Linked DNA regions of Homo sapiens: region 2 is linked to region 1. Evidence: chromatin loops called from intact Hi-C (ENCODE). Cell type or tissue: MCF 10A. All regions are shown on one strand. Each heading gives the region's core, and the rest is flanking DNA. Links, peaks and the distances in the headings are about the cores only.

Region 1 (10,470 bases), core at 3,263-8,262:
TCCATCCTTGTCTTGGTCTTTCTCCTTGTGTTCTGGTTCCTCCTTCCTTTTGGTCAATCTTTCTCTGTTTCCCTGTCATTGTCCGCTGTGTCTTTCTTCCACGTTTTGCCCCTGTCTCCCTGTTTTCCTTCTGTGGTTTCTGCATGTCTAGATCTGCCCTGCCTCCTCCCATATGTGGTTTGCACACACCTTGCAGAAAAGCCATGGCTATCTGGGGTGATTTGCCTGGCAGAGCTTCTAGACCCTGGCATATCCTGCAAGCCATGCCCCACTTCTAGACCCTGGCATATCCTGCAAGCCATGGCCAGCGCCCTTCTTATTTCCTGATCTGGGCCCAGAGCTGGTGAAACTGGCAGGGGCAGCCTAGCCAGAGCAGGGGGAGGCAGCAAAGCCATGGACTTGCCAGAGGAGCTTTCAGGGGGGTTAAGGGCTTTTAAAACAGCCCATCAGCATGGAGCCAGCATCCTTGGCCTTTGGAGTGATGGACTGGGAAAGAATGGGGGGTAGTTTAGTTGACAGCATGTTGATACTAACATAAATCTCATTAAAATAATGAATTTGTCAAACATAACCATGTCTGTCCCCTTAACAGTTTAGGGTGCAATGGCTGTGCCCCTTTATGTCCACGTAATAAGGATGCTGAAGCCCAGTCTCCAACCCATGACTGCCCTGAGATGGCAAATCCAGACACACCCTCCCCATCCTGGGCCCCAGGAGGCCCTGGGCCTAACGAGTGTTTGGAGGGGCAGGACCAGACTTGCTGGCACCCAGGGCCCTTGCACTTGCCTGCCCCCTGTCTGGACTGCTCCTCCTGAGATGTCTACATGGCTTGCTCCCTCACCTCCCACAAGTCCTTTGCTGGGATTTTACACTTGCAGCCCGGTGGTCTCTGGAAAGACCATTTAAAATTGCCCCTGACCTGGCCATCCCTCCACTCCCCCTCTGCCGTGCATCTCCCTCCCGTTTAATCAGTCATTGCTGTGTCCTGACACCTGCCTGTAATGGTCATGGGGACAGGGATTTCTGTCTGTCTTACCGTACTCCCAAACCTCCAATGGTATCTGGTACATAGTAGGTGCTCAATACATATTTGTTAAACATTCATTTGCACCTGGGTTGGGAATTTTTGTGTACCACAAGGAGGGTTTTGCAATCTTTATCTGTTTTTAGATATGTTTACTTTTCAGAATTTATCTCCTTTTGTGTTTTTGATTTCTAATTCACACTCAACCTCTTATTCCCACTCTGTACTGTTTAGGATAATATAAATGATAATAAAAAGTGGGAAATAACCTAAATATCCAATAACAGGGATTAGTAGGAAACATACATAGTCTTACAAAACAGAATGTATAATAAGATTCTATTTTTGTAAACTAAATCTGTAGATACATATTTATTTCTCATTATTTGGCAAGATTTTTTTTTTGGAGACATGAGTATGGACATTAATAGCTACCTGGTGAAAAAACAGCTTCTGGATTCATAGAGTTTAGGGAATGGCAAAGTTTAAATGGGTTTCCTAACTGAGGCTCTCTATAGAGCTTTACATGCATTTACAATGAATATTACAATAAATATTCATTACAATGAATACTACAAAGCTCCAAGAAGAGGGTAGAATGTACAGTACTTTTTGAAATTTGACCAGGTGTGTTGCTGCTGTTTGTGTTGTTGTTTTATAGCTCAAGGGACTGAAGTTCTAGAACCTTCTTTGGGAAGTGGTAACACACACATGCTGGGAAGAATGCAGAGGTGCAGGTGCCCAGGTGTTCTCAGTGGCTGTGTCTGAATGGGGGCTTACACTTCTTTATGTTCTTTGTGCTTGTCTGTATTTTCTATAATGTGCATTTTATAAGTTAAAAGCAGCACAGCCGGGCGTGGTGGTTCACGCCTGTAATCCCAGCACTTTGGGAGGCCGAGACGGGCAGATCACGAGGTCAGGAGATCGAGACCATCCTGGCCAACACGGTGAAACCCCATCTGTACTAAAAATACAAAAAAATTAGCTGGACGTGGTGGTGGGCACCTGTAGTCCCAGCTACTCGGGAGGCTGAGGCAGGATAACGGCCTGAACCCAGGAGGCAGAGCTTGCAGTGAGCCAAGATCGCACCACTGCACTCCAGCCTGGGCCACAGAGTGAGACTCTATCTCCAAAAAAAAAAAAAAAAAAAAAAAAGCGCAACCCAAAGACAAAAGTATAAAAAAATTCTGGAATTTTTCAAATTGGGGTCCTCCTCCCTTCTTTTTAAACATTTCTAATTTGTTTTCAACCTGCTCGGCTCAGCTTTCTTGGCAGTGTTTTTATAATTTTTTTTATTTTGAAAATTAGTTGTAAATGAACGTTTCCAACCAACAGCTCATGTTTTCTTTATGACCAGTTCATCATCTTGGCCAAATAGTCATTTCTGGACCAAATCAGAGAGATGGGAGGAGGGACCTGGAGTGGGAGGTAAGAGAGAGAATGGGAATAGATAAGGTAGGAAAAAGACAGGGAGCAAGACAGGGAGAGGCAGAGACCAGAGAGGTGAGACGGAGTGGGAGGAAGAGAGGGAGCGAGGAGGAGAACTCAGAGAGACCAAGAACTCAGAGAGACCTTGGAGCAAATGAGAAGCAGGATGAGGAGGATGGACATTCACCAAACACTCATTCAGCCCTTCCCATGGACCGAACACCAGGTGAATGGGGCCAGGACACTTGCCCTTGCAAAGATTACAGCCAGCGTGGGGGAGAGGGGTAATAAACCATTTCCAAAGAGGTTTTCGTGTTGTAATGCAGGCAGGCCGCGGAGCTCTGGGGCAGCCCTCCAGCATAGCTCAAGGGTGCGGCAGGTCACAATGTGGCTGCAGGAGCCACTCTCTGATCTGCCCTTTTTCCTAGAGGAGAGGAGCTGAGGCCTTGGCTCCTGTGTTTCCACTGGAGAGGCTTTGGGGGTGCCCAAAGGGCAGGAGCTCCCAGGGTGGGGGTGGGGAGGGCTGGGCCCCTTGTCTGTCTGGAAGCTGCGTATGTGTCATATGCATCGTGCATGGGCAACACACACGGTTTTTGCAGAGACTGTTTGTTATAAACTGACAAAAATAGATTGTTTTCTAAGAAACGCTCTTATTCACATGCTTTTCATAAGATTGAAAAATGTCAATTGCCTACACCAGAAAATATATATTATTACTTTGATGTGGCGACTGGTGGAGATTACGCAGGGGCAAAAGCAGCCCCCATCCCTATCCCTGGACACAGCCTGTGTTCGGAATCTGTGCAGTCGTTTCCTGCTGCAAGCCAGGAGCAGGGATGAAAACGGCCTCTGGAGGCCCCTTCCAGCCTGCACGTCCTTTAATCTGCATGATTTGATGGTGGCCAGCGCCCAGCCTGGGCTGCACCCCCGCCAGGCCCCCTGCCTTCCTCCTGCCCTCATCACAGTTTCTGGGCTGCACTCCTGGCGGGAGGATGAGCAGCCTGCGGCTAATCCCCGATTAATATTTCATGCTTCTGATGGAGGGCCTGGGAGGGGAGGATCACTGAGGGCTGAGCGTGGAGGGAGAGCTGGAGAGGTCCGGGAGTTGCTTCGTGTCTGAGGATGAAGGAGGGGCATTGATGAGAATGGGGAACTGCAGCCTCTCCCACAGACCACCCCAGGCCCAGGGAATCTTTAGAGGCCATAAGGCAGCAGCTGCTCCTGCTCAGCACCTGTGGGCGGAAGAGAGCAGGATAAGCAAGGGAGCCACTTTCAGCCCTGCTCAGCACCTAACACCACCACCTCCCCCAGGAGCCCCACCCACCAGCTCTTACTGACCTTCGGAGTTTACAGTCCAGACGGAAAGGCAGGTGTTAAACAAATGCACGGAGCAATAAATACAAATGTGGCAGGGACCTTGCTCTGAGGAAGTGGAGCATGTCATAGAAGAGCCAGGTGAGAAGGGGAGGGCTCAAGCTCCCCGGGGAGGGGCAAGCCTGTGCACAGGCCTGAGATGAAGCACGTGGCTTAGGGTCCAGGCTCTGGAACCAGACTTCTGTCTTCAAATCCTGGCTGCATCATCCCCCATGACCTTGGCCAAGTTCCTTTTCCATACCCTCATGCCTCGGCTTCCCCCTCTCTCAAAAGATCATAATCGTGTCTACTTCACTGCATTATCAGTTAGGAGTAAATGCTCTCATGCAGGTAAAGCGCCTGGACTGGTACTCAACACATAATAGGTTCTCAGTAAATGTCAACCAGTAGTACTGTTACTGATATTATTTTACCTGCCAGGAGGAAAATGTTTGTGAGCCTAAGAAGAGGACCTGCCCCCTGAAAAACTGGGCTGGAGATACCTGCTCCTTCTCCCCTGCCTGGTTCTCATGGCCCCTTCCTGCTTCGGGTGGACCATCAACTGCACATGGCCCAGGGGCACCAGGGAGGATGCGTTGGAAAAGGGACAAGGGCACAGCGCCCACCCTCCCATCCTGCCCGGAGGAGCCCCGGCCGGCAGCTTGTGACAGATGGCAGTGCTTTGAATGACTACTTCAATTTTAACTCTTTTCGATAATCCAGCACCCAAAAGCCACATACTTTAAAACTGTCCCTGGATCATAGATCAGCCCAAAGAGACCAAGTCCAACTCAGTTAATAACCTCTGGAAACACCATCAATCACTGGGAGAGCCTCTCCTTAGGGCTCTCCATACCAACTCCTGGCAGAGATGAATGAATGGGCCACTGTGCTTGGCAGTGGCTCTGCCTCTTGGGCTATTTGCATCTCACCTTCTTGCGCTAGAACTTGGACTTTTTGGAGCTGACCCCAGGGTGGAGACAGGAGTCAGGCCGCTGGGCAGGAGCAACTGAGTGACTGTCGCTTGGAGAGAGGAGGCTGATGTCTCTCCCTGTCCTGCTCAAGGGAACCCCTCCCCTTCTTCCTGATCTCTCATGGCCTTGGTGGTCTCTGTGGCCTCAGGTGGGCTGGCCACAACCCCAGATGGCCTCAGCCTCTCCTGCGGGAGCCCCTTTAAGAGTCTGCCCCCTGGGGAGCCGTCACACAGGAGTCATATGGAGAACACAGTGTGCTTGAGCAATACCTGCTTCTCGTTGGGTGGGAGCTGCCACAGGCCGACAGCCATGCTTTGGACAATTTTGTTCCACAGAGGCTGGGCCCTCCCCTGGAAGCTGGCTGACCAGGGACTGCATCCTCTCTGATGGCGACACCCTGAGGCCTATGAGTTCCTCCTTCTGCTGGCTCTCATACCCAGCCCTGCTGCCTGCCACTTAAGTACCCTGCCCACACACCCAGCCTCCTAGTCTGTCACCTCCTGCTTCTCCCTTCAGTCCTCCCTGCACACCCTGCCAGAGGCCTCCCTGAAGCCTGATCACATCACTCCTGCACCTAAATCCAAGTTTCCTGGCCTGGTGTTCAATTCCAAACTAACCCTGCCAGGGACACTGTCCCTGTTATTTACTCCTCAGCCCAAACTCTTGGCTCAGGCCCAATGAATCATTCCTCCTTCACCCACCCCACCTTGTGCATTTCAGCACATGGTTACTCATAACATGCATGAAGCCTCCTCTCTGTCCTCTCTCCACCTATTAAAATTCTACCCATTCTGGTTTTTTTTTTTTTTTTTTTTTTTTTGAGACGGAGTCTCGCTCTGTCATCAGGCTGGAGTGCAGTGGTGCGATCTCAGCTCACTGCAACCTCCGCCTCCCGGGTTCAAGCGATTCTCCTGTCTCAGCCTGCCGAGTAGCTGGGACTACAGGCACGTGCCACCATGCCCAGCTAATTTTTTGTATTTTTAGTAGAGGTGGGGTTTCACCATGTGGGCCAGGATGGTCTCAATCTCTTGACCTCATGATCCACCCACCTCAGCCTCCCAAAGTGCTGGGATTACAGATGTGAGCCACCGCGCCCGGCCTAAAATCCTACCCATTCTGTAAGTCCCAGTTGAAGTCTCACCTCCTCCATGAAGTCCTCCTTGACCACTCCAGTCCCTACTTCTGGAACTAATGGCATGCACTGTCACTAATATAGCCCTAGGCACTGGGCATTGGCAACTTTGTATTGCTAGGTTCATGCTTGACTTGGAAGCCCTGCCTTATATGTCTTTGAACCCTGCACAGACATTCTTTTCTTTGTATCTCCCACCCCAGACCTATCTTCACATGTCCAGGTATTTCCCAGGCTTCAAAGCTGCCTCCTTTGGAATCCATGCTCTTGGGAGGGTGATGGAACCAGATGAACAGCTCAAGAGGCAGGAACCATGCTGTCCTCTTCACTCCTGTGTTCTTAGTGCCTCACACCCAGCCTTTTGTTCAGAGAGCAGATGAAAGTTACTGGCTGGATTGGATTGCTTTAGACTTCATCTTCACCTCTTCAGTGGCATGTGTTGCTCTCTGCCTTATGTTATAAATGATATTCTCACACTCATCCTATAACCTACTCAACATCTTGTTTCCCCAGCAACATCTATCAAGGTACCTTGCTGCAAATGCCAAACACTTGGATGAAAGCCTGGATGAAGTCTCCTCCAGCTACCCTGGGAAGTGCTCTCTGGCCTATGGTAACCTACAGGTGGAACTTGAGGTGTGATGTGCCACCTGGGCTTGGTAAACAGCCCCTCCTTATGTGTATATACCACATTTTCTATATCCACACATGCAGGTGGACATTTAGACTGCTTCCTCATCTTGGCTATTGTGAATAACATTGCAGTGGAATATTACTCAGCCACAAAAAAGAAGGCAATCTTTTCACATTCAACAAAATAAATGAACCTTGAGATCATTATGCTGAGTGAAACAAACCAATAACAGAAAGACAAATACTTCATGATCTCACTTATATGAGGCATCTAAAGCAGTTAAACCCACAGAAGCAGAATGTGGAGTGGTGGTTACCAGGACCTGGGAGGAGGGGGAAATGGAGAGTTACTATTCAAGGAGAATTGATGTTCATAGAGTCAGTCATGCAAGATGAGAGAGTTCCAGAGACGTAGATCATTGTGCTTAGTGTTAATGATAATGTATTGTACACATAAAATTTTGGTGAAGAGGGCAGATTTCATGTTATGTGTGTTTTTCATAATAAAATAGTTTCTAAAGGAATTAAAACTATCCCACACTATACCCCTCTGGCCCCAGGATTCTTCTTCCCTTAGTTCTTTCTGCCCAGAACCACCTGAAGACTGGCAGCTGAGTGTTCTGAAAAAAGCTCTAAGCTTGGGGGAGGGAGATCCAGGTTTCTTGACTGTACTTCTTATTGACTGTGTGATGCGTGCAAAATACTTAAACTCCTTTCTCCACGTTTCCTTATCTTTGAAAATGGAGCACATAGAAATACCAGTCTTGGCTACCCTGCAGAGTTTCTGGGAAAATCTAATGAGCTCATGTTTGAGGAAGCGCATTGTGAATAATAAAACACGATACAGGTTGCTATTATTATTCCAGCGAAGTTTCTGGCCAGATGGAGGCAGGGGGGTCAGAAGCTGTAGATCCTCTTTCTGTTTACTCATTTGAATTAGGAACCATCAAGGTTGCTACAGAAAGTGGCCCCGGAGCTTGAGCCACCTGGGGTGTTGTGCTTCCGTTAGGATTGGCTTCAGCTACCAGTGACCAACACAACAGGGGCTTCTATAGATGAGAGTCGAGATTTCTCTCTAGTGAACACCTGGAGGCAGCAGGGAACGTCAGGGTGCCATGATCCTGCCCACTGGCTGTTCCGCCATCTCTATTGTGTAGCTCTGTCTTCATGGTTCAAGACGGCTGCCATCATATCCATGTCCTGGGTGGCTTCATGGAGAAAGAGACAAGTAAGAAAAGGCAAAGGGCACATGCACCAGCCGTATTTTAAGGGAGCCTGTTGGCAGTTCTGACGCAATACTTATGCTTGCACACCATTGGCACTTGGTCACATAGCCGTGCTTAGTTGCAAAGGAGGCTGTGCAGCCTTCCTCTGGTGGCCATGTGCCCAGGGAATTTCTATTGCTTTGGAAGAAGAGAAAAATGAATATTGAAAGGAAAACTATCATGTCTGCTGTGGGATGTAGGGCAGTTGGGAGGGGAGGAGAAGCTGGTCAAAATTCCCTTGTTTTTCTATTGGATCGTAAAGCCCTTCATGACTGTGTTTCTTTGAGCCAAAGACCTGACCAGAAGGTGACAGTTTAGACACTTGGTGTCAACAACTTCCTGCCATTCTCTCCCCACCCACAGGCCAAGCAGCCACCTGGATGCCCCAATTTCAGGACTGAGAATTTAGAAATGAGCAATTTCACTGTTTTCCTGCCTCCGAGGAAAAAGTGGCCAAATTATGTTTCCTGATAAAGTAGGAAATAAGTAAAGGTGAGAAGCATTGTTTGCACACCTATCTCTAGCTGTCTGTCCGTCTCTCTGCCTATTATGACAGATAGACTGTGAACTCATAAGACTACCTGAGCCCTAAGTTATGAGTTGTGGAACAGATGCCTGAAAAATCATAGCACCAAGTACTTTACATGTTATGGTCTCCATTTTACAGATGAGGACACTGAGGCACTGAAAAATTAAACACCTTGTCCAAAGTCACACAGCCAAGCTGTAACTGAGCCAGGTGTGAACTCAGTGTCCTGCCTTCATAGTTCCCATTCTGACCACCACCCTGGACTCCCTGTGTGCACCTGCCTGTGTGTCTTACTTATCACATGTGGCTCTCTGTACCTCCCCCTCTGCCTGCCTTGACGGCTCCAAACCAGCCCTTTTTCCAGACCAGAAAGTCCTTTCCCAAGCCCTGTATTTTTCAACCTTCTTCTTACAATTTGCTTCCTCCACAAAGCCTCCCTTTACTAACCCACTTGGTCTGGCCAGTGTGAACCCCTCTGTCATCCCCTTCCACACTGTGTCTGTCACTCTGCCCAGCAGCAGCTGTTGGGCCCTAGTTCACATGCTTCAGTTGTAGGTGTCCCATGCATTTTCATGTGTCCCTCTCCTGGTCTTCCCACCCTGGTGAGCATCACTGGGCTGCAATCATAGTGTGAGCTCTGGTCTCTCCTCTCTCTGCCCCACACACATCCCTGCTCCGCAGCGTGCATCTCCCTCCTGCTCCACCCCAATGGCTACACTCCTTTAACCATCCTCTCTCTGCCTAGACCTAGAGCCCACCCTGGCCTCCCCTGGCCCTTTCCCTGAGCCCATAAAGATGCTCAGGTCATCCCATGTGGTGAAACAAAACTCTTGACCACTAGGATTCCTTTCTGGTTAATGCCCTCTCATTTTCCTCCCTTGCTCAGCCAAGTTTTTTGAAAGAGTGGTCCGTACTTGCTGTTGCTTTTCTGCTGTTTCCCATATCTCCTCAACCAGCGTAGCCTGGTTTCTGCTCTTGCATGACAGACTCACATCCAGCCAAGGCCATGGGTGGTCACCATATTACACACCAAATGGGCCCTCCTCAGCCCTTATCCTTCTGTTACTGCCCCTGGCATTTGACACTGTTAACTGCTCCCTCCTTCTGAACAACTGGATCCTTGCCTTTATTACCATGACACCCTTGTCTCTTGGTTCTCTTTAAACGTCCCTCACCAGTTTTTCTTAGTCATTATTTCTTATTCTCTTTTCTTACATGTCCACACTCCCCAGGGCTCTGACCATTTTTCCTCTTCTTTTCTCACTCTACACCATCTTCCCAGGTGATTTACTACACACGCATTACTTTAAATGACACTATCGCGCAGCAGATCTCCATTTCTGGTGTGCTGCTGAGACCCACACCTGTGTATCCAGCTGCCTGCTGGTCACCTCCTCTTGGATGTGCATGTCGTCTCAACCTCGGCATTTCTAAAACCAGCTCCTCACCTTCTCCCAAACCTGCTTGGCCTGCTGCATTTCCTTTCTCAATCAGAGGCACTAACAACCACTTGGCCATTGAGTCAGGACCTGGAGAGCCATCTGGTTCCTTTCTGTTCCCATTCCCCCCACCCAGTCAGCCTCCATGTCCTACCAACTCTGCATCCCCATCTGATTTTTTTCTCCATCACCTCCAACTTTGCCTTCCCGAGTGACAACATGAAGTTCCCAGGTCACCCACTGTCCCCATGGCTGTCCCTCTCCATTTCTTTTTCCTCCCAAAGTGACCCCTTTACAAATTCAAATTCAAACATTTATACATTCAGTGAATGTTTCTTGGGTGCCTCTTAGGTTCCAAGCATAACACTTATGTCCTAAGTGTTAGCGATATAGAAATGAATGATACAAATAAACTCTTTCTTCCTGATGGAATTTACCTTCTAGTTGGGGAGGTAGGAGTGGGGGAGAACAGACAGCAAGCAAGTAAACAAGTAATTCTATGTCAGGTGATGGTAAGTTCTAAGAAGGAGAATAAAGAAGGATAAGGGAATAAGAGGTGACCATGAAGCAGTGCTGTTGTGGAAGGGCTTGGAAAAGATGTCTCTCCAAAGGTGATATTTGAGCAAAGACAAAGGAAGTGAGAGAGTGAGCCTTGTGAGTATCTGGGGTGTGGGGGGAAGAGCATTCCAGATG
Region 2 (10,470 bases), core at 2,420-7,419, 71 kb before region 1:
ACTCGGTCACCCCACAAGCTAGTACCATCACACAGATGCCGACAGGACAGCAGAATGATGGCATCAGACTGAAGCTGGAACATGAAGGCAGAGGCCCAGCACCGTGTGTGCATGTGGTGGGGGGTGTGCACACTTGCATACACACACACACACGCATAAGTGCATATCTGCATCTATTCTTGCGTTTGCATATGTGTGTATTGTGTGTGTGCAAATCTCACTTGAATACTAAAGAAAATGTTAATACCCAATTCTACAACCATATATGGTACTGCAGCTATGCCCCCTTAAGAGGAGGGAGAGAGGGCTGCCTGGACAAATTCTGGGGAGGCTTCTGGGAGGAGGGAGTGCTTAGGCAGGGCGTCAGGAATTGGTGAGGATCAGGGCTGCAGCTAAGAGTCTTTTTGTGCACGACAGAAAGCGCGTCCAGCAAAGCCCAGCTCAGGGCCCTTCTGGCTTTCATTTCAAGCTTGGGCTTTTTGTTTGGCTAATCCAGATCCTCCTCTTCCTGGGCCTTGTGTGTGTGCACATGTGGGCAGGGGCTGGGGTGAGGACAGGCGTGCTTCCAAGTTGAATGGAGGTTCCTCCCTTGGGGTGCTGCAGTGGTTGAGGCTCCCTGCCTGGTCCTGTCCAGACCCTCCTGTCCTCTGACAGCCAGAGAGTCTGCACATCCCTCACTGGTGCAGGACGGCTGGGGCAGGAGGGATGCACGGAGCTCCAGGAGTGCAGGCTACTGCCCTGACACTTGCCCCACTCACTGTCTGGGCACCCTTAACCAGCTTCCTGCTGTGAGGACCCTGCTGCTCACTGTGTGTGAGGGTGAGTGTGAGTGAGTGAGAGAGAGAAAGAAAGAGAGAAACGGAAATAGCTTGAGGGCATCTTGGTGTGGGGACCCTGGATGCGAGAAGTGGCTGACATGGAAGCTGGACGGTGGCCCCCTGCCCTTTCCATCCCTTTCTCTGGTCTGGACTGAGTGAGCGTTGTGTGGGGCCCCCCTTGCTTGGTTGTACCTCCAGAGGCAGCCTGGACCCAAGAAGGCAGCTCATGCAACCCCAGCCACAAAGCAGGAGGGCCCTTTAACCAGCCTCCCGTGTCCCTGCTCCCCCTCCCCTCCTACTGATACTCCATAACCTCTGCGTACAGCAAACCGAGGGGACAGGAGGCCTCCCGTGGAGCTGAACTAAATCCCACATGCCACAGCCCAGGAAGGCTTTTCCTCGGAAGGCACCGAGGCCCCAGGACTAGGAGCAAGATTGCAAGTCTCCTGTCTCCCCCATCTCCTGTGGCTGTGTGGAGGCTGGGCTGGGCTAGCTTCCCAGCTCAGTGGGTGGCTGAGAGTTACTCAGCTTCATCTCTATGAGCAAACAGCAGTGGCTCAGCAGGGAGGGCAGAGTGGGGCTGGCCCACCCTGAGCTTGTGTTGCCAAATTTGTTTGTGTTTATTTTGGTTCCTCTGCATGACATGGAAACAAATGTGCTAGGTCCCCCTTGCTCTGTCGGCTCCTCAGTGGGTGGTGACAAGGGAGCTCAGGCCTACCCCTTTCTTCATAGAGAGATTCCCTCACTTCTGCCCTGTTTCCAGTTCCCTAAGGAAAGGTTGGGGCTGGCGGGGTGTGGTGGCTCATGCCTGTAATCCCAGCACTTTGAGAGGCCGAGGTGGGCGAATCACGAGGTCAGGAGTTCAAGACCAGCCTGGCCAACGTGGTGAAACCCTGTCTCTACAAAAATACAAAAATTAGCTGGTGTGGTGGCGTGTGCCTGTAATCCCAGCCACTCGGAAGGCTGAGGTGGGAGAATCACTTGAACCCAGGAGGCAGACGTTGCAGTGAGCCAAGATTGTGCCACTGCACTCCAGCCTGGGTGACAGAGTGAGACTCTATCTCAAAAAAAAAAAAAAAAAAAAGGTTGGGGCTGCGGTGCAGGGATGGGGAGAAGCCATGCGGGTGGGGCAGGAGTCAGGAGGCCAGGGTTTCTTGCTAGCTCCCTAGGATTTTGAATAACAGGGGCTCCCATTTAATAAGCACCTACTAAGTGCTTTGCATTCATTCACTGAGACAGACTTACTATTACAAATACCTACTGTCAAGCTTGGTCCTGGGAGTACAGCAGTAGCAAAAAAGAAAAAAATCCTTGCTCTCATGAAGTGTATCTTTTATTGACCCTATGATAGACAGGGATTCTCTCCTCATTTTACAGATAAGGAAACTGAGGCTCAGAAAGATACCTGGTTTACTGGAAATCACTCACCATGGTCCTCTCTGGGCCTTGAACCCTCTTCAGCCTCCGTTTCCTCCCCCTGTAAAAATGAGGAGTCAGGTGAGAGGAGCTCCTGGCTCCCTTCCACCTCTAATTGTCTATGTGGAGGGGCTGAAATTTGGAGGGAGCATTTTCAAGGGGTACAGATGTGTGCCAGTGCTTGAAGAAAATGGAGGAAATGGCTTGGCACTGGTTTGGAGTGGGCGTTGAGCCTGGGACACAGCTTAGTGGCTTGTGCTTTTGGGGGCCAGGCCCTACTGCTCTGAGAAAGTCCTCTCATCCTTGAATCAACAACAAAATTCTCCCAGAGAAGAGGCTCTACCTTTGTTCTGGCCCCCTGCATTCCATGCTGTGCACCACGTCACCCCTTAGCTAGGAGGTCCCAGGCCCCTGGTTCTTAAAGAGAGAAGCTACAGGAAGAATGTCTGCCTGGGCCGTCTCTGCTTCTTATCCCCAGCCTCCAGCTCCAAATCCAAGGGCCTCTCCTTCCTGAATTGACCTGGTGTGGGGCAACTGGCAGTGAAAGGCCTTGCTTGGAACCCCCATGGGAATGGGTGTGTTCTGCTCCCAGGGTTCTTCCAGCCCGCAGAGGCATTAAGGACATGTGGGGAGGCCCACACCCTGACTCACTTGCATCCACCGGGCCCACAGCTGAGCAGTTAATTAGGAGCACAAGGGCTTGGGGAGCTCATAGACATGACTTGGAGGCTGTGGGGAGCCGAGGAGAAAGGTGCGGCTTTTCCACCTGAGGGATGAGAAGGCTGGGACACTGAGTGGGGTGAGTGTGTGGGGTGGCAGGGGGCCGGCAAAGGGAAGGCTCAGTGCTGCCCTGTTCTGGTGGCCCCAAGGTTAGCACAGAGCAGATGATCTGAGCTCCACAGTGTCAGGGTCAGACCGGAGCAAGGGCTCCCTGGCTAGAGAGCTCCTCGTGCTGAGCTGGGTGGAGCTGTTCCTGGAAGGTCTTTAACATTGGCTAAGCCCCGAACACCTGTGGCTATGAAAGCGCAGCTCAGCTGGGGGAAGAGGGCTGGAATTAGTGACCCCTGCTCCTTTCTGACCTCAGTTTCCAGGATTTTACCTCAAAACAGCATTGCCCACTTATTAGGAAGGACCAGTATTGGGCAGCTACTCCCATGGTGATGGGGTTCAATGACCTCTGACTCCCTCCTGTGCAGAGAGGGTCAGAGGGTCATTTCACCCACTCCTCTGCCTCTGCCTCCACTGCCCTCCAAGGCAGCCCAGAAACTCACCCGCTTTTCCAGAACCGCCCCCCACCCCCAGCCTTGCCACAGCTCTTCTCCTACCAGCTCTTCCATTGGGCAGTTCTTCTTTGGGTCTGCCCTGCAGCAACACCAACTAGTGGGGAATCCCCTGGTGAGCCCAGCCCTCCCCGCCGTTGGGGGTCTCGGGAAATGTATTGCTTGTGGCAGCGTGTCAGTGGGTTTGGAGTGGCACGGCTGGGCGGGCCTGACAGCAGAAATTGGAAGCCGGCTGCGTTTGACAGGTATATTATTCCCGCTGCCCTCGATTTATTTACCAAACAGCATGCGGAGCCCCAGAAAGCTCCCGGAAAGAAGGAGGGAGTGGAAGTGGAGGGGCTCTGCAAGGGAGGTCAGGTGGCCTCCGTGCTCCAACATTGGCACTGTGTAGGGAAGAGGAACGGGGAGCCGGGTGGGTGTGGGAGGCTGGGGCCCCCAAGAGAGCTCACCCCAAGTTTCTCCATCTGGCTTAGAGCTGCCTGTGGGACTTTCCTTCCAGGCCTCAGGAAGAGGGGCTTCCCAAGCATTTTGGGTCCAGGGCCAGGGGTTCTCGGTCAAAGTCAAGTGAGGGGCTATGTCTCAGAGGTGGTTTAGGGCAGGACCCTGCCATGCCTAGTGCACAGGGAAAGAGATGGAGATGCTGAGGAGGGCAGGGACCCCTCAGCAGGTGCCTGGGAAGAGCAGAGCGGCTATGCGTGCTGTACAGGTGCAGGTGCCCATGGGCACAGCCAAGGGGTGAGTGAGGTCTGAGCTTGAGCCCATGCTCTGGTTGCCAAGTAGGGCACATGGCACAGAGCTGTGTTGACCTGAAGAGAATGCCTCTTTCCAGTTGGTACAAACATGCTGTGTAGGCCGGTGACCAGCTATGAGGATAAGCAGAATATTTGAAGCCACACAGACAGGCATCCCTGCCCACCTTGGTTCATACAACCCATGGGACCCTGGAAAGGGCCCCCGGCATCTCTGAGCTTTCCTTTCCTCACAGTAAATGATAATAACCAAAATGCCACTTCTTGGGGCTATTGAGAGGAATAAATAAGATAATCTGCATAAGAATGCTTTGTAAGCAGTAAAACATATAGCTTTTTAAAGGGCATGTAAATGAGTATTGAGAAAAGGCAGCGTGAGCATTGCCGCGCGCATTCAGTGCTGGATGGTGTGAGTCACCGGCTGTGAGGCTGGGAATGTCTGAGTGTGTTTGGCAGGTCAGGTGGGGTGTATGTTGGAACGTGGGTGTGGGACTGTGTCTGCCCAGATGTGGATTTGCTCTGAGTAAGATGAGGAAACTCATCAGAAAAGTCCTTGGCTGCTGCGGACGGATCTGAGAGTGTGCGGCTGGTATCTGAGTGTGACCGCAGGCTGGTGTGCACGTGTGTACCAGTGAGGGTGTGAGGATGGGTGCCTGACTTTGCAATGGGCATGGCGAGATTGTGATTGGGCATTAGGAAGGCACAGGCCCATGGATGCAAGTGAGTCAGGGTGTTGGAGTCAGTGTGCAAGACCATCTGCAGGGTCAGGGGTGTTTAGTGTGCACATATATGGCATGCACACACGTGCACACATGCACACATGCACAGTGAAAGCAGGCTTGGCAGTGTCAGCAGTATACCTCCTACCTCTGAACCTGATGCAAAATTCATGGAGCATAGGATTCTAGAAATGCAGAGAAGGAGGGGGAGGCAGGCCCCTCCGGAACAGTGAGTCACAGGACAGCGAGGGGCTGAATGTAGAATCCCTTCCTCCCCTCATGAGCTCTGAGGCTCAGAGAGGCTGCCTGCCCATCTATTTCTTCCCAGCTTCTGCTCTGGGGCCTTCCTTGGGATGTCATAATGATCCATATTCTGTAACACATCAACGCTGGAAGTCTAGCTGCCCTTGGCCAGCGCAGATGCTGGGGAGTGGAGGCAGGGGAGAGAGGGAAGCATTGGGACCCCCCAATGGTCCCAATTCATACAGGCCTCTGGGCCCCATCAGATGAGCAGGTGATGGTACCAGGGCAGTGAGGCACCAAGGCATCTCTGGAATAGTGAGTACCCCCATGGTACTGGGGATCACAGTGGTAATTGGGGAGCAGCACCTTGAGTTGGGCAGTTTCCAGGGACCTCAGACAAACCTCTGTAGGCTCAGCACCTTCTTCTCTATGGTGGTCAGGCTGGAACGGAGACTCGGTGGAAGGTTCATCTATACCTGCCATTGGCCACTTTCCTATGATGGGGCAGGGCTCCTGGGCCTGACAGGGCAGGAGGACTTCCGGCCCCACACCCCATCCTTGCTCTAATGCTGGCATCCAGTCTCTGACTGTGGATCTGGCTGGGTTGTGGGGTGGGGCTGGAAGGGCTCCAAGATGAGCCAGGCGTGCTGACCCCCTTGGAGGAAGGCGCTGCAGAGGCCAGCAGGGGCACGCAGCACACCAGCTGGGAAGGAGACAGGAGCCCAGAGGGGCAGGGGCCCTGTCACGTCCATTTACACTCCATGTGCTGGAACTCGGCCCTCTAGGGAAGAGGAATGTGATGCCAGAGAGGCTGGGGGACATCTGTCTCCCCAGTTCAGGCCAAGACACACTCACTCATTGCTTGAAGCCCCATGGCCCTGTTCCTCCTGGGTCTCTAGACCCAATGGTTCCCTGTGTCCTCTCCCTCTGCCTGGCTGCTTGGCCATAGAGGCCATCTGCAAGCTTCCTGTTGGGCTCGGCCTGGGCAGTGCTGTATTTGTGTCTCTCCTGCCTGTCTCTGAACCAGCCTGCCTTCCCCCACCTCTGTCGCTGCCTTTCCCTCTGTTTCTCAGCCTTCATCCCTGCCTCTCTGTCCCTGCCCTCATCCTCCCCTCTCTTCTCTCTTCCCCTCCCCTTTCCTTTCTCCCTCCTTTTCTAATCTTGTCTCTCTCTGAACCTGAAGTGCTTTGGCATTAAATCCCATTCCCCATCCTCTCTTTAGATCCTCCCTGTGCCTCGGAAGGGTGGTAAATAAAGCGAGAGAGAGGCCGGGGAGCCAAGAGCCTTAAATGCTCCTCTCTGCACTGCCTGCAGCCCTTGTCTCCTGATGGGGACGTCACAGCCCCAGAGAAAAAGGGGGCTCCTGGGCCTCATGCCATCGTGTGCACAGGCACACACATGCACACACACGCCATGCTTTTGTGAGGAGGGGGAGGAGGCCTTCAAGTGGGAAAGAAAAGAAATCAAAGCACTCCCGGTGCTTCGTTTACATCAGGCTCTAAGTAGGTGGAGGGGAAGCAGAGGAGGGAGGAGCTGGGGGCAATAGGTCACACACGTGGCAGGAGGACTCAGCAGGGCAGGCACCTCGAGAGATCAGCCCCCAAGCTCCTGATCCTGAGGCTGTCAGCCTGAGATGGAGGGGTTGGGACCAGCCAGGCTGACCTGAGCACTGCCCGCGCCAGCCCCCAGACCCCTTAGCTGAGAGCTCAGAACCCTTCAGAACAGGCCCTGCCTTCCTCATCACTCCTGCCGTCCCCAGCCTGTATGCATGCCCCGTCTATGCGCCTGTCTTTTTATTGCACCTCACTGACATAGGATGCAGAGTTTCTAAAAACCCAAAATACACAAATAAACCTCCCCCGACCAAACACACACAGCTTGGGAGTCGGACAGCCAGGTTGGACCTGGGATGGGCTGCCATAAGCATACCTGGGCAGCCCGGTGGACAGCTCCACTCCCCTCTTTGTTTCTGGCCACCCAGCCATCTTCCCTTTGGGAAGTCAGCTCTCTGGCTGTCCCTTTTCCCATCCTGTCCTAGCCTTTTCTCAGCTGTGTTGGCCCTACTTTCCTGTTCCAGGGAGCAGGGGAGGTGCTTGACCCAGCCTGGCCAATGAGAGCTTTCATCGCCTGGACATGCAGATTGGTCCAGAGTCAGGGAAGTCAGCTTTAGAACATTTGCTGGGAATTTGGGGAAGGGGCTCTCTTTCCCCTGGCATTGCTAAACTGGTGGAAATATACCTGAAGCTGCTTTTTCACCACTCAGGAATACTCTTCCTGAGAATAAAGCCAGCACAGGACAGCAGGGCGAAGCAATAGAGAAAACAGATACTCAGTAACCTTGATCGAATGAATGCCTGGATACAACCATGTCTGAAACAATAAAACCATATTGTTTTCCTGGACTGCTCACTTATGAGAGCCAATTACTTTTTTCTTCTTGCTGAAGCCAGTTTGACTTGGGTTTCTGTCTCTTGCAAAGTAAGGGGTTAACTAATATAGAGAGGCAACTAAATTTCTTTGAACTTGAGTTTTCTCATCTGTAAAATTATCTCCCTTATGAATTCTAAAAGGACCGACTGAAGGCACTGAAGGATGCCTCGCAGGCCTGCTGTAAGGAGCACAGATTACTTTTGTGCAAAGCCTTTGGCCATTTCTATCTCACATGATCCTTTCACGAACTCTGGTAAGGTCTTAGGACTGTGATCATGCTGTCCCACTTTCAGAGGAAGAACCTCGGGGTCAGGATTGTTATAGGTGCCAGGGAACTTCTGTTAACCCCCAGATCCATGGCCATCCTCTGTCCCTGGTCTCTGCCCCAGGGAGCTGATCTGCTAGGACTGAGTCCACCAGACCCTGTGTCTCTGGATTCCCACTGGGTTCTGCCAATGGGAAGCCCCAGCAGGGGATCCAAAGGTTGGAGGAGAAGTCAAAGCATTTCTTCCCCCATATCCCTCTCCTGTGGTCACCTCAGGCTGGCCAGGTCCATTGACTGGAGGTCAGTGCTACTCACGTGGTGGCCTCTCTTTCTGGGTTCTGGTAACCACTCCCTTCCTTCGGACCTTGAGGTGTTAACAGCCCTGCTTCTGCCTACACCCTGCCAACACATTTATAAAATGTCGTGTATTAAACTCTTCCTGATTGTGAGCCATTGATATCCCTCGGAGACTGACTGACATTGGGTCGCCCAATGTCATCAGCTATTTGAATTCAAGTATGTAGGTTTTGTATCCTGTGTTTTTTGAACTCCCCGGCATTACCCACTGCTCCTGGGACCTCTCACAGTCCCATCTTCCGCTAAGGCCCAGGTGAGCCACACTCTCTCCCTGAAGCTTTCCCAAGTCCCCATCCTCCTGCCTCGTCCTTGTCCAAACCATCCTCTCCCGTCCCTCTTTCCCTCTGTACTCTGTTCATATCTCTATCTATGGGTGTGGGTGCCTGCCAGATGCCTGTCTAATCTTCCCCAGGTGCAGGGGCCATGAGTCATTCCATCTGTCTCTCCAGTGCCCAGCACCATTTCCCTCAGCCTCTCAGTGCCCAGTCTAGGAGCTGGCACATAGTAGATGCTCAATCTACCATGAGCATCTATTCATAGTAGATGAGTTGGCTGAATTCAATAATAGAACCTAGAGTCACTCTCTGTGATGGGGCCACAGGAGCCTCTGCATTAGTGGTGGTCTCTGCCCAGAACACCTTTCCTTCCTGTGGCTGCCCAGGGAACCCCTCCTCATCCTTCAAAACTCAGCTCAAGCAATCCCTCCTCTGGGAAGTCTTTCCTCACTCAGAGGTCTGGCACCAGTGGTGCATTGTATGGTTCTCCAGCTACTCTTGCCTGGCTCTCTCCTGTGTGTCCAGGCACCCCAAGAGCAGGCTAACTCACATCAGAGCTTCACACGGCACTGACGTGAGTTAGCCCTGCTCAATTCATGTCACCGCTTCTTTGCTAGGGGAGCGGTGTGGCTCGTGGAAAAGTGGCATGTGGATCTGGCCACAACTCTGACCAGAAGTCTGACCTCGCCTGACCTTTCTGAGCCTCAGTTTGCAGGTATTGCCTAACACTGTGCTTGGTGCATGAGGGTGATCAGTGGATGGTCACACAATGAACAGCTGTGGCCATTTCTTTTACTTAAAAAGATCTCCTTGTCAGGGTATATGGCAACCCCTAATGTATCCATCTGTGGTAGCTCCTGCTTGAATGCTGGGCTCACTGGGAAGTGGTCTGCCATGATAGTGTGGCCTTGGAGAGCAGCCAGCATTTCCCCTAAGAGCAGGAGACACTGCTCTTGTATCCAAAAAGGAAGGTCTGGGACAGATAATTGGAACAAGGAAGTCCCACTTGATGAGTAAGACTGACAGCTTGGCCTGCCTCTGCAGGTGCTTGGGTATCTGGAAGGTGTTCCTTGATGGCAGGGGTGGAGCTGGCGCCTGCCTTGTGAATGGCCCTAAGAGCCACCACTAATTGAGCGTGTCATGTGTGAGCCCTGTGCTTGGGGTTTAGCTCTCATGGCACTGTTATGAGTAAGTATTTTTGTCTCCACTTTCCAGAGGAGGAACTGCATTTTAGAGTGATGAAGTAGCTTACTGAGAGCCAGGGTCCAAATTCCAGCCTGGCTCTAATGCTTATGACCACAGCTGAAGTGGAAACAGAGGAGACCAGAGGGGGAGACCCTGTAGGCACCCCCAGCCCCGACAATGAGCCACTGTGGTTTGTAAATCCAATCACCTGGCTACCTGTGGTTCAGTTGTGAGTTTGTCTATGGGCCCCTGTGTGGCTGAGCTATAGGGACCCAATGGGAGGCTCATGTGGCTGGGCGTGGGCCAGAGTTACAGTGAAGCAGGCCCAGCATGAAGCCTGAGTGTGGGTCAGCTACAGACCCCAAGGGAAATGTGAGACTGGGGCACAGAGCTGTGATCTCTTCTCCCCCCAGGGCCAGGTGGCACAGGGCTAGTGGCCCCGGCGCCCATGTGGTCCTTCTTTCCTCACAATGCACAGCCTCGTGCAGGGCTGGGCTGGAAAGGGAAGACCCTCAGAGCATGTGGGCTCAGTGTGGAGCTGTAGACCTGACCTGAAATGTTCTAATCACAGAAAAACCACACCTTGGACCCCACCAGCCCTCCCGGCCCCCTGCCCTGGTAGCACTAGAGAAATGCCAACACATGCCCGCATGAAGTACAATGAGGGCAAATGGCCTGTTCTTTGCTCCCAGATCCATGTCAAACTATACAATTATAAACCAAACGAAAGTAC

Evidence for each region. Hi-C counts contacts between places; a loop is a spot of excess contacts. Peaks named below come from ENCODE experiments on the same cell type or tissue, not always from the same donor. Only the 100,000 strongest peaks of a DNase experiment are listed, where the experiment ranks them.
Region 2: a loop joins it to region 1, with 2.3 times the contacts of the local background. A loop is called at or near these places in 1 of 110 quality-filtered maps.

What each region holds. Positions count from the first base shown.
Region 1 is chr11:119,860,596-119,871,065 of GRCh38, forward strand. It overlaps LOC124902771 (a long non-coding RNA gene), which reads left to right. Exons shown (of 2, transcript XR_007062920.1): 2 at 6,425-7,089. Among named protein-coding and RNA genes, the nearest start is that of LINC02744, 130 kb to the right of the region's middle. In MCF 10A, for the core only: no CTCF peak of the experiment used is centred there; a DNase peak (open chromatin) is centred at 5,466.
Region 2 is chr11:119,790,677-119,801,146 of GRCh38, forward strand. No RefSeq gene overlaps it. Among named protein-coding and RNA genes, the nearest start is that of NECTIN1-DT, 66 kb to the left of the region's middle. RefSeq lists an enhancer at 4,965-5,586. In MCF 10A, for the core only: no CTCF peak of the experiment used is centred there; a DNase peak (open chromatin) is centred at 4,715.